Regions from separate parts of the Homo sapiens genome. Here all the other regions are linked to region 3. Evidence: chromatin contacts called from ENCODE Hi-C or POLR2A ChIA-PET data. All regions are on one chromosome and are shown on one strand. Each heading gives the region's core, a stretch centred on a gene start or an enhancer-like site at or near the end of the contact. The rest is flanking DNA. Distances are from core to core; before and after follow the strand shown.

Region 1 (2,700 bases), core at 91-2,590, 1.5 Mb before region 3:
TTCCTCATTATTACATTTCCCAGTCTGGCTTTGGGATCGGATTGCTTCTGGCCTTAGATAACCTTATCCATCCTCTAAAGCAGTATCACACATAAGAAGGAGGTAGCAGTGGACTGATAGTAGCCTCTCTACCCTCCCTTTTTAAAAAGTCTCTGACAAATAGTCTCATTGTTACTAGAGCAACGCAAAATGGAAAATGCTAATAGCAAACATATAGTCCTTATTATGCGTCAGATACTGTTGTAACTGTCTCTGTAGTAATTCATTTAATCCTCATCACAATTTTCTGATGTAGATATACTGTTACAGATGAGACCTTGAGGCACAAAGGGGTTACCTTACTTGCCAAGGTTATACTTACTTGGGATGGGTGCCATCCTTTTGTATAAACTATGATACTTTTTCTTCTTTTTATTTTGAAAAATTTCTAAGATACAGAGAATTTGAAAGAATAGTACAAGAGACACCCACAAACATATTCTTCATGAATCCAACAATTATACACTTTGCCACACTTTATATCCATTTGTGTGTGTGTATGTGTGTGTGTATGTGTGATCATTTCGAAGTAGTAGGCATCACAACACTTCAGCATCCTTTATTTTTTAAAAAATCAGATCATTGCTATTTAGGACTTTGGAATCTTTTAGTTTAATTCAGATATTCATTCACTAATGCAGGACTTCACATTGGAGAGAAGCCAACAGAGAAAGGGACAGGACAGTAGAAATTGTGTGGGAGAGTAAAATTAGTTCAAATATCTAATAGCTAGCTATACTGTACTTTAGCTATATTAGGTCCCTCAGTTTTCAAGACAACAGTATGATGTGGGTGATCTTATCCCCATTTTTCCAGATAACCTCCAGATGTAGAGATAACTTTCCCAGGGCCACCCAATCAATACACAGCAAAGCCCCATACAAATCTGGGCTGTTTGGTTCTAGACTTTGAGCTCTTTTTCTACTTTTTGCCTAGATAAACACTTTGAGGGGAAAAAAAATCCAGATTTAAGAATTTTTGCTAACCTTCCTACGGGCAAGTCACCTTCAAGTCACCTGGGTACTTAGGTATCCAACTCAAAACTACTTTTAGTTTTGTTTCGTTTTGCCTTTTTTTTTTCTTTAACCGATAACCCAATTCTAGACGGAACATAAGGTGCAAGAGAAATCCGGGGAGGTGGAGGCAGAGAAAGGGAAGGGCAGGAGGTGGTCGCAGGATGTTGCCTGCGGCTGGCGGCCCAGTGGATTCTGGGAATTGTAGTCCCAGCCATCCAGGGCATTGCCGTTCAGGGCCACGGGAAAACCTGACTGCGCTCCCAGAAGCCTCCGGTGTACCTCGCTGGGAACGCACTTCCTGGGACGCTGAGAGGGAGACGCTCCAAGAGGCTCCTCAGTGTGGGCGAGTAAAATGCCCTGCGTGTGAGAAGCAGGTAGGTGTGGTCAAGATGTTCCGATTTCTGGGTCTTTTGCATAAGTAACTGAGGATTTTATGTAAAATGGCTAAATCCAGGAGAATCAGGAGCGTTGGAAAACGCTGACCACATCTGTGGATGTGAAAATTGAGTAGGTATTTGGTAAGGCTTTAAAAAATTATTTTGTACACAGGAGTATGGAAATGTCGAGGTGTGTTGCCGGAGCCGCCAAGGACTGGGAGCTTTGCTGGCGCGGGTTTGTGGGGGAGCCCAAGCTGCTATTTTTGAATAACCAGCTGATGCTGGTTGCGTAATGATGACCTGCTTGCGGTTCAAACCCACTCAGTGTTGCAGGGATGGGCTAGCTCTGAGAGCGTTAACAGTCACTGTTGCGGTCTCTCTCCATTGGCTCTAACTAGTAGGGCGTTTTCTTCCTTCTGCCAGGTCTGGGTCTACCACACACAGGGCTCTTCGAAAAGAGGGAGGAGGAGAGGAGGCGGAGGGGGGAGGAGGGGGGCGGAGGGGGATGCGGATTGCTCTGGAAGCTTGGTTTGCTTTCCTGTAAGTTCTGTGCACCCGGCCTTGTAAGGGGCCCATAGCCACGTTAGGGAAAGGTCAGACTTGGTGACCTCACTTAAAATGATTGCTCAAGGATTCTATTGTGCGTTATTAATTGTAAAACGATTTCCTCTGACTTTGGAGTGTGCAATTATGATTGATACCAACCCAAGAAACACATTTGGGGCGGGGGAGGGGTTGGGGGGGACTTGACTGAAATCTCCGAGCAGCCAGTTGCAGAGAGCATTCTACATAATGATCGTAATAGGGCTAGTGATGAACGCCTCAATCCAGGAAACTCTCAGGCGCACATAATAATGAGTTTCCATTCTCATCCTACCTGTTTGAGATAAATGGTATTTGAAGAGGAAGTGGCTAATGTTTAAAGTAGATATATAGAAGCATCTTTAAGTATCAGGTTGAGCCATTGGTGGAACTATTTTTTTTTTAAGCATTCTGGTTGCAAATTTCAGGATGCAGAATTCAGATCAACTTTGTCTGGTCTTGTTGTCAGTGTCCTTTTTTAAAAATGTAAAAGAAAATTTCTTTTACTTCCAAGACAACTGCACAGTCTTTCACCACCTTCCTTATCCTTTCACCGTAGTCATGAAAATGATCTAAAACATTCATTAAATATCAATCATATATTCCCAAGACAGCAAAGTGTTTTTCATCCTCATTTCTCCTATATTCTCAAGTCACAAGATGAGTTAATTTTTTTCTTCTATTTC
Region 2 (2,700 bases), core at 148-2,647, 1.2 Mb after region 3:
CTCTTTCTCTCTCTTTTTTTTTTTTTGTAGAGATGGGGTCTTGCTATACTGCCCAGGCTGGTCTAAAATTCCTGCCCTCAAGCAATCCTCCTGTCTTGGCCTCCTAAAGTGGTAAGATTACAGGCATGATCCACTACACCTGGCTGGATGTCCATTTTTATGTATCTTCTCTAAAAATGCATTATGTGTACAACTGGGTCTTCAGTATCTGACTTTTCATCCCAGGCTCAAATGTTTCCTAGACTCTTAAACATGCCATTGTCACTTCTGAAGCATAGAAAAGGCACAGAGAGATAAAATGATTTAAAAAAAATCATCATCCAAGTTCTTGATAGTGGTAAGTCAACAAACTAAATCATAATTAATATTTTGCTTAGCCACCGATGAAGTGATATCAAATCTTATTAAATATGATTAATTAAAGCATTGTTGTAAATAAACACAAATCACTGACCACCTCAAAGCCTTTGCAGCCACTTTTGAGAAGTGCAGCTCTAAGACTAACTTGGATTTTTCCACTCCCAGTCTCATCCTCAGACAGCCCAATTACTGGGAAACACAAGGCTGAATTTGAAATTATTTTATGGGGGCGATTTTTCTGTCCCCTTACCCCCAGTTTCAACTCAATTAAGGATGCTTTCTTGTTTGGCGATTGCCCGATTGTGGGATATCTTCATATAAATTCCCCCAAAATGGAATCATGGATAGATATGTTGTAACAAACTGCACATTCCCTGATGTTTGCTTTTTTCGAAAATGCGTTAGTTCTACCTTCTTTTTAAAAATTCATTAATTCATTTATTTCTGCAAAGAGGGAGCGCCTTTAAGTCAACACACACACACACACACACACACACACACACACACACACACACACACACACACGAATACCCAGGTACTCAGGCCCATGCAGTCAGTCATTTACTAAATCAATCTAGGCTGGAGAGACTGTCATCCTTCAGCCCTACAAAGGGGCTCAGTGTGTGCATCTTGCGCGGAATTAGTGCAGGCAAACAGTTCCTGGAAGGGTGAACAGCTAGCTCATGTGTAAAATGATCGCACATCGGTTCCCCAGCTGCCGCAGCCCAGCGCCGGAGCCGGAGAGGCCAGGGAAGAGCCTTCCCCCGAGGCCAGCCAGGCAGAGACGCGGGAACATAAAACACATTCCAGCGGTTGGCATCTGGGCGCGCAGCTGCCAGGCGCAGCCACTGTGTGGCCGCGGGGGCTGCGGAGCGGGCGGGGGCAGAGCAGGTCCGGCGCCAGGCCTGCAGAAAGCGGCCTGCGGGCCAGTTTGGCTCTGCAGGCTGTGGCCTCATTACTGAGAGCAACAGTTTTATCTAGAAAGTGTGCTGTGGGGGATTTTGGAATCCTCCTCTGGGGCGAGGGCTTGGGGAGTAGCTTTGGCACTCCCAAGGCTCTGGGGTCGGGGAGCATTCCATGTACCGTGGTGTTCATGACTCAGGCAAAAGGGAAACCCCAGAATTACCACAAAGCTATCCCAATCCTGGCTTGGCATCACCAATCAGCTAAAAGCAATGTTTTCATTTAGCATTTAGGAGTGCACGTTTGTGTCTGTGTATGCGTATGCATATTTTTAAGAATGAATTCTCCCGATTTTCATCTTTGCAAATAGATTGGGGGTTGGGGGTAGACGGCCGGTAATGCCTATTAGAACTTCAAGGGATTGGTTTTCACATGAGAGAGCTTCAGAGATGAGAAATCGCTGAAATTATCTGGTAGCAGCTTCTGAGGGACATTTACCGTGGATTCACTTTTACATTTCAGTTCATTTGAAAGCCAGTATGGTTAAATTAACCAAAATCTAAATTAAAAAAAAAATTCCACGATTCTTCCAGGCCTACTTCACATCATCAAACCAGGCCCTGCTGGAGGCCCCATTAAAATGGCAGCTCCCACTGAGAGAGAGACAAAAGCCCCCTCTCTGAATGGGGATGCTGAAACAGTGATGGACTCTCAGAACTGCTTTTTTTTTTTTTTAATCCATTAAAAAAAAGTTACCTCTGCATTGACTGTGAGAGAGTATTTATTTCGCTCTCCACACTGTGGGAAACAGAGGCGTTCTCCCTTATAAGGACACCCAGACCTTCTTGGGAGAGGAGAGAAATATGAATCCATAACATGGCTGAACAAATTCCTCCTCGCAACTGAATTCATGGAATGTTTCAGACGTGAACAGCTTAATTTTGGTGTGGTCTGGGACAAATTAATATGACTCAAATCCCACCTCACAGAGGAAGCATCTCCTGATGAAGTGGGTGGGGTGAGTACACTCACTTCCTTCAAAATTCTGTCTAACAATCATCTCTATTAAATTTCAATATGTCTCACCCTCTCCCCCAGCAAGAAAAAAAAAACAAATAGGGAAATCAAGAACAAACTAAAAATATATCTAAAAAGCCTAACTGCAAAGTGTTCAGCAAATGATTATGTGAAATTTTAGGCTGTATGAATGATAATGAGTTTGTATACAACAGAATAAAAGCTTCTAGAGGGTAGTCCAGAAACTGTATTTTGGGAGTGAATACATTAAACAAGATCACTCTTCTAGGTTCTCATGAAATCCCAGTTATCGTTATTCCAACCCGGAAGGCTTAGGGATGAACAAGGACATATCATTCTTTTCTTCCAGAGGATGAACTGGACTTTTCACCTTAGCATTTAATCGGACACCACTCTTTT
Region 3 (2,700 bases), core at 142-2,641:
TACTGCAATCAAAAGATGTCAGATATTCTACATGACAAACTGCTTAACAGTATGGATAATGCCATGTATATTAAAGGCGGGGAGGGGGACGTTAATATATACAGAGGGGGAAAGTGGAATGACACTTATTTCTGAAAGATTATTAGAGGCTATGTACTACTTCTGAAATACTGGGACTTTATTTAATGAATATGTGTTACTTTGCAGTCAGATGAAAAAATTTAAACAAGTAAAACTGGCCTTTGGTGTGAAAAACAATGGAAAATACAAATTATCTTTATCTATTTTTCGGTTTCTAGTACCAAAAAAGTCACACTTCAAAATTCTCCATGATGCTTTACTCTTAGCAACGGATCTCCATTCAAAATACTCATAATATCTAGTAGGGTAAATGAACATCTAAATAGCCTAATACAAGAAAGTTAGCAACTTTCCTCACGTACAAATTTCAAAAATGGTACCTATTCAAAAATTGACTTCGATCTATTTCTCAAATTGACTTTTTAATTAACCAAAACCATTATCCAAAGGGCTAATGTTCAAACTTAACAAACACTGAAAATTTCTATGCTTGTAGTATGAGGGGTCTAAAAAAAGATTTACGTTCGCCTCTGCCCCACAACTGGCCTGTTAAAAAGGCTGTTAATGGAAATAACTAATCACTGGCCCTAAAATACCACATTCCAGCTGGTCTTCTTTTGATACAGCAAGCTAAGTTTGGAGATCTTTACATGCATTTCTCACCTTGTTTGTCCTAAGGAAAGGCTCTGCATCCCTCCAGAAAGGCTGGAGAACAGCTATCTCTGGAAATGACACACACACACAAAAAAAAGGCAAAATATTTCAGGCCTTCCTAATACAAAATAAGAGATCGATCCCAGCTAACGTTCTCGTTGCATTATGTTCTCGTGAGATGCATTACCTCTTGCAAACAACATTTCTCAGACATACAGAAAAGAAAACGGCAAGTACATGCCTACATATGATGGGAAAAGGTAGCGGAATCACGAATACGTTTTGTACCAAAGCTAAGTGCTTCATATATATTGTCTCGCTTTACTCCCCACAACAATTTAAAAGGTAGGCATAAGCCTTAAAATTACAAAATCTGAAACAGCGCCGAGCTCCCATACTAGCCTGCCTTCGCTAGCTGAAGCATTAGGGTTCGAACCCAGGTGGGTCTTTCTTAACTCAAAACCAAGGTAATTCCACACCGAAGGCTCTTTCCATCCCTCTTCCTCCTCCAAAGACAAATCTGCAAAGGGCTGCACTGTACAGCAGTCACCCACACCCACTTCTTAACAAAAAGAAAGGAAAGCACAGCCTCACCACCTTCCCAATCTCACCCTGAACTGCACCCATCCACTGTAGTTCGCTTTTACTTCCGCCTCTGGGGTCCGGAGCGGCTAGGAGGAGCGGAAGTGGAAAAGACTAACTTCCGGCCTCGGGTCGCGCGCAGAGGTGATGTCGTTGGTCCTGCGCCCCCTCGTGGCGGTACTTCAGCCCTTCGCAGCCCGACGCTAGGGGCCTGGCAGGGGGCAGCAAGAGACCGCGGTGAGCGCGGGGTATTGAACGCCAAAGAAGGGGTTTGGAGGGTGGGGTGGGGCCTGGGACTCCCAGTCGCCTGGGCAGATGTCCGTGGGGAACTGTAAGGCATCTTATAGGGATCCTACAGGGGGCATCCACTGCCGGCCGACGACACGTGGTGGAAAAGTAGCTATTATTTACATGCGTGTTGCAGTTTTTGATAATGCGATTGCTGCTGCTAATGTGACTAACGCGATGCCGATGAACATCTCGGCGTTTTTTGGTGCAGGATAAGCGGGTGTAGACTCTGTCTGTTTAGTCCCAGATTCTCCTCCTTTAATGAACTACCGTGGAAATCCTGGAGTGTCACTGCTGGTCTGAATTCAGCATCCGCCTTCAGGCTGGAAATCAATTCTAGTATACTTCGATTTCCTTACTTGCAGTTCGAATTCAAATATGATTCTTTTGACATTGTGAGGGTTTGCGCTATTTAAAGAATGGAGGCAACCGAAACCTCATCTCCACAGTGGATGCATTTTTGCTCCCTCCCGAGGCGTTGCCTTAAGCCACGCGGTCCTGTCAGCCTCACCTGCCTAGTGATGGTGACAATGGAAGAGATAAAGCTTCAATTCAAGGCACTTCTCCTGTGACCATCAAAAGAAAGATAATATCTACATTAATGAATTAATTGTGTCTGTCGAGTTATCCTCAGGAGACGATGGTGATTTGGTCCTTAAAAAAACACAGGATCAACAGGATTGACCCTGAATTCTACAAAGAGGAAAAATTTCAGGCATTACTAACTCCTCCATGTACAAGCCTAATGATGTAATTTTCTGGCCGGGCGCGATGGCTCATGCCTGTAATCCCAGCACTTTGGGAGGCCAAGGCGGGAGGATGGCTTGAGGCCAGGAGTTCGAGACCAGCCTGGCCAACATGGTGAAACCCCATCTCTACAAAAAGTACAAACATTAGCCAGGCGTGGTCACAGGTGCCTGTAGTCCCAGCTACTTGGGAGGCTAAGGTGGGAGAATCACCTGAGCCTGGGAGGTTGAGGCTGCAGTGAGCCGTGATTGTGCCACTACACTCTAGCCTGGGTGACACAGTGAACCTTGTCTCAAGAAAGAAAAAGAATTTTCTTTATCCCATTTCTTTCTCCTTTTTCTTTTTTTT

What was found. A loop is a pair of places that touch in the nucleus more often than their neighbours do. ChIA-PET counts read pairs that join two places held with the same protein, here RNA polymerase II (POLR2A). Pooled maps may share reads with other maps.
Region 1: a map of B cell shows a loop between it and region 3 (10-fold over the local background). The contact joins the promoter of CLDN12 here to the promoter of MTERF1 in region 3. A Hi-C loop is called at or near these places in 1 of 168 maps with a recorded cell type or tissue (B cell), 1 of 37 single-sample maps with no recorded cell type and 8 of 50 pooled maps.
Region 2: a loop to region 3 is called in a map of K562, with 4 times the contacts of the local background. The contact joins the enhancer-like site here to the promoter of MTERF1 in region 3. A Hi-C loop is called at or near these places in 1 of 168 maps with a recorded cell type or tissue (K562) and 6 of 50 pooled maps. POLR2A ChIA-PET finds 5 or more read pairs at or near these places in 1 of 52 experiments (naive thymus-derived CD8-positive, alpha-beta T cell).

The regions. Positions count from the first base shown.
Region 1 is chr7:90,402,121-90,404,820 of GRCh38, forward strand. CLDN12 (claudin 12) reads left to right here and starts at 1,341. Exons shown (of 4, transcript NM_001185072.3): 1 at 1,341-1,429. RefSeq lists an enhancer at 1,521-2,046.
Region 2 is chr7:93,042,419-93,045,118 of GRCh38, forward strand. No RefSeq gene overlaps it. Among named protein-coding and RNA genes, the nearest start is that of SAMD9, 74 kb to the right of the region's middle. RefSeq lists an enhancer at 1,443-2,174. Within about 2 kb of position 1,398, at least 2 of the 41 ENCODE cell types and tissues checked have a DNase peak (open chromatin) inside an H3K27ac peak, as active enhancers do.
Region 3 is chr7:91,879,311-91,882,010 of GRCh38, forward strand. It overlaps MTERF1 (mitochondrial transcription termination factor 1), which reads right to left and starts at 1,392. Exons shown (of 3, transcript NM_006980.5): 1 at 1,347-1,392; 2 at 745-803. The coding sequence starts at 773. LOC112267986 (a long non-coding RNA gene) reads left to right here and starts at 1,492. Exons shown (of 2, transcript XR_002956514.2): 1 at 1,492-1,554.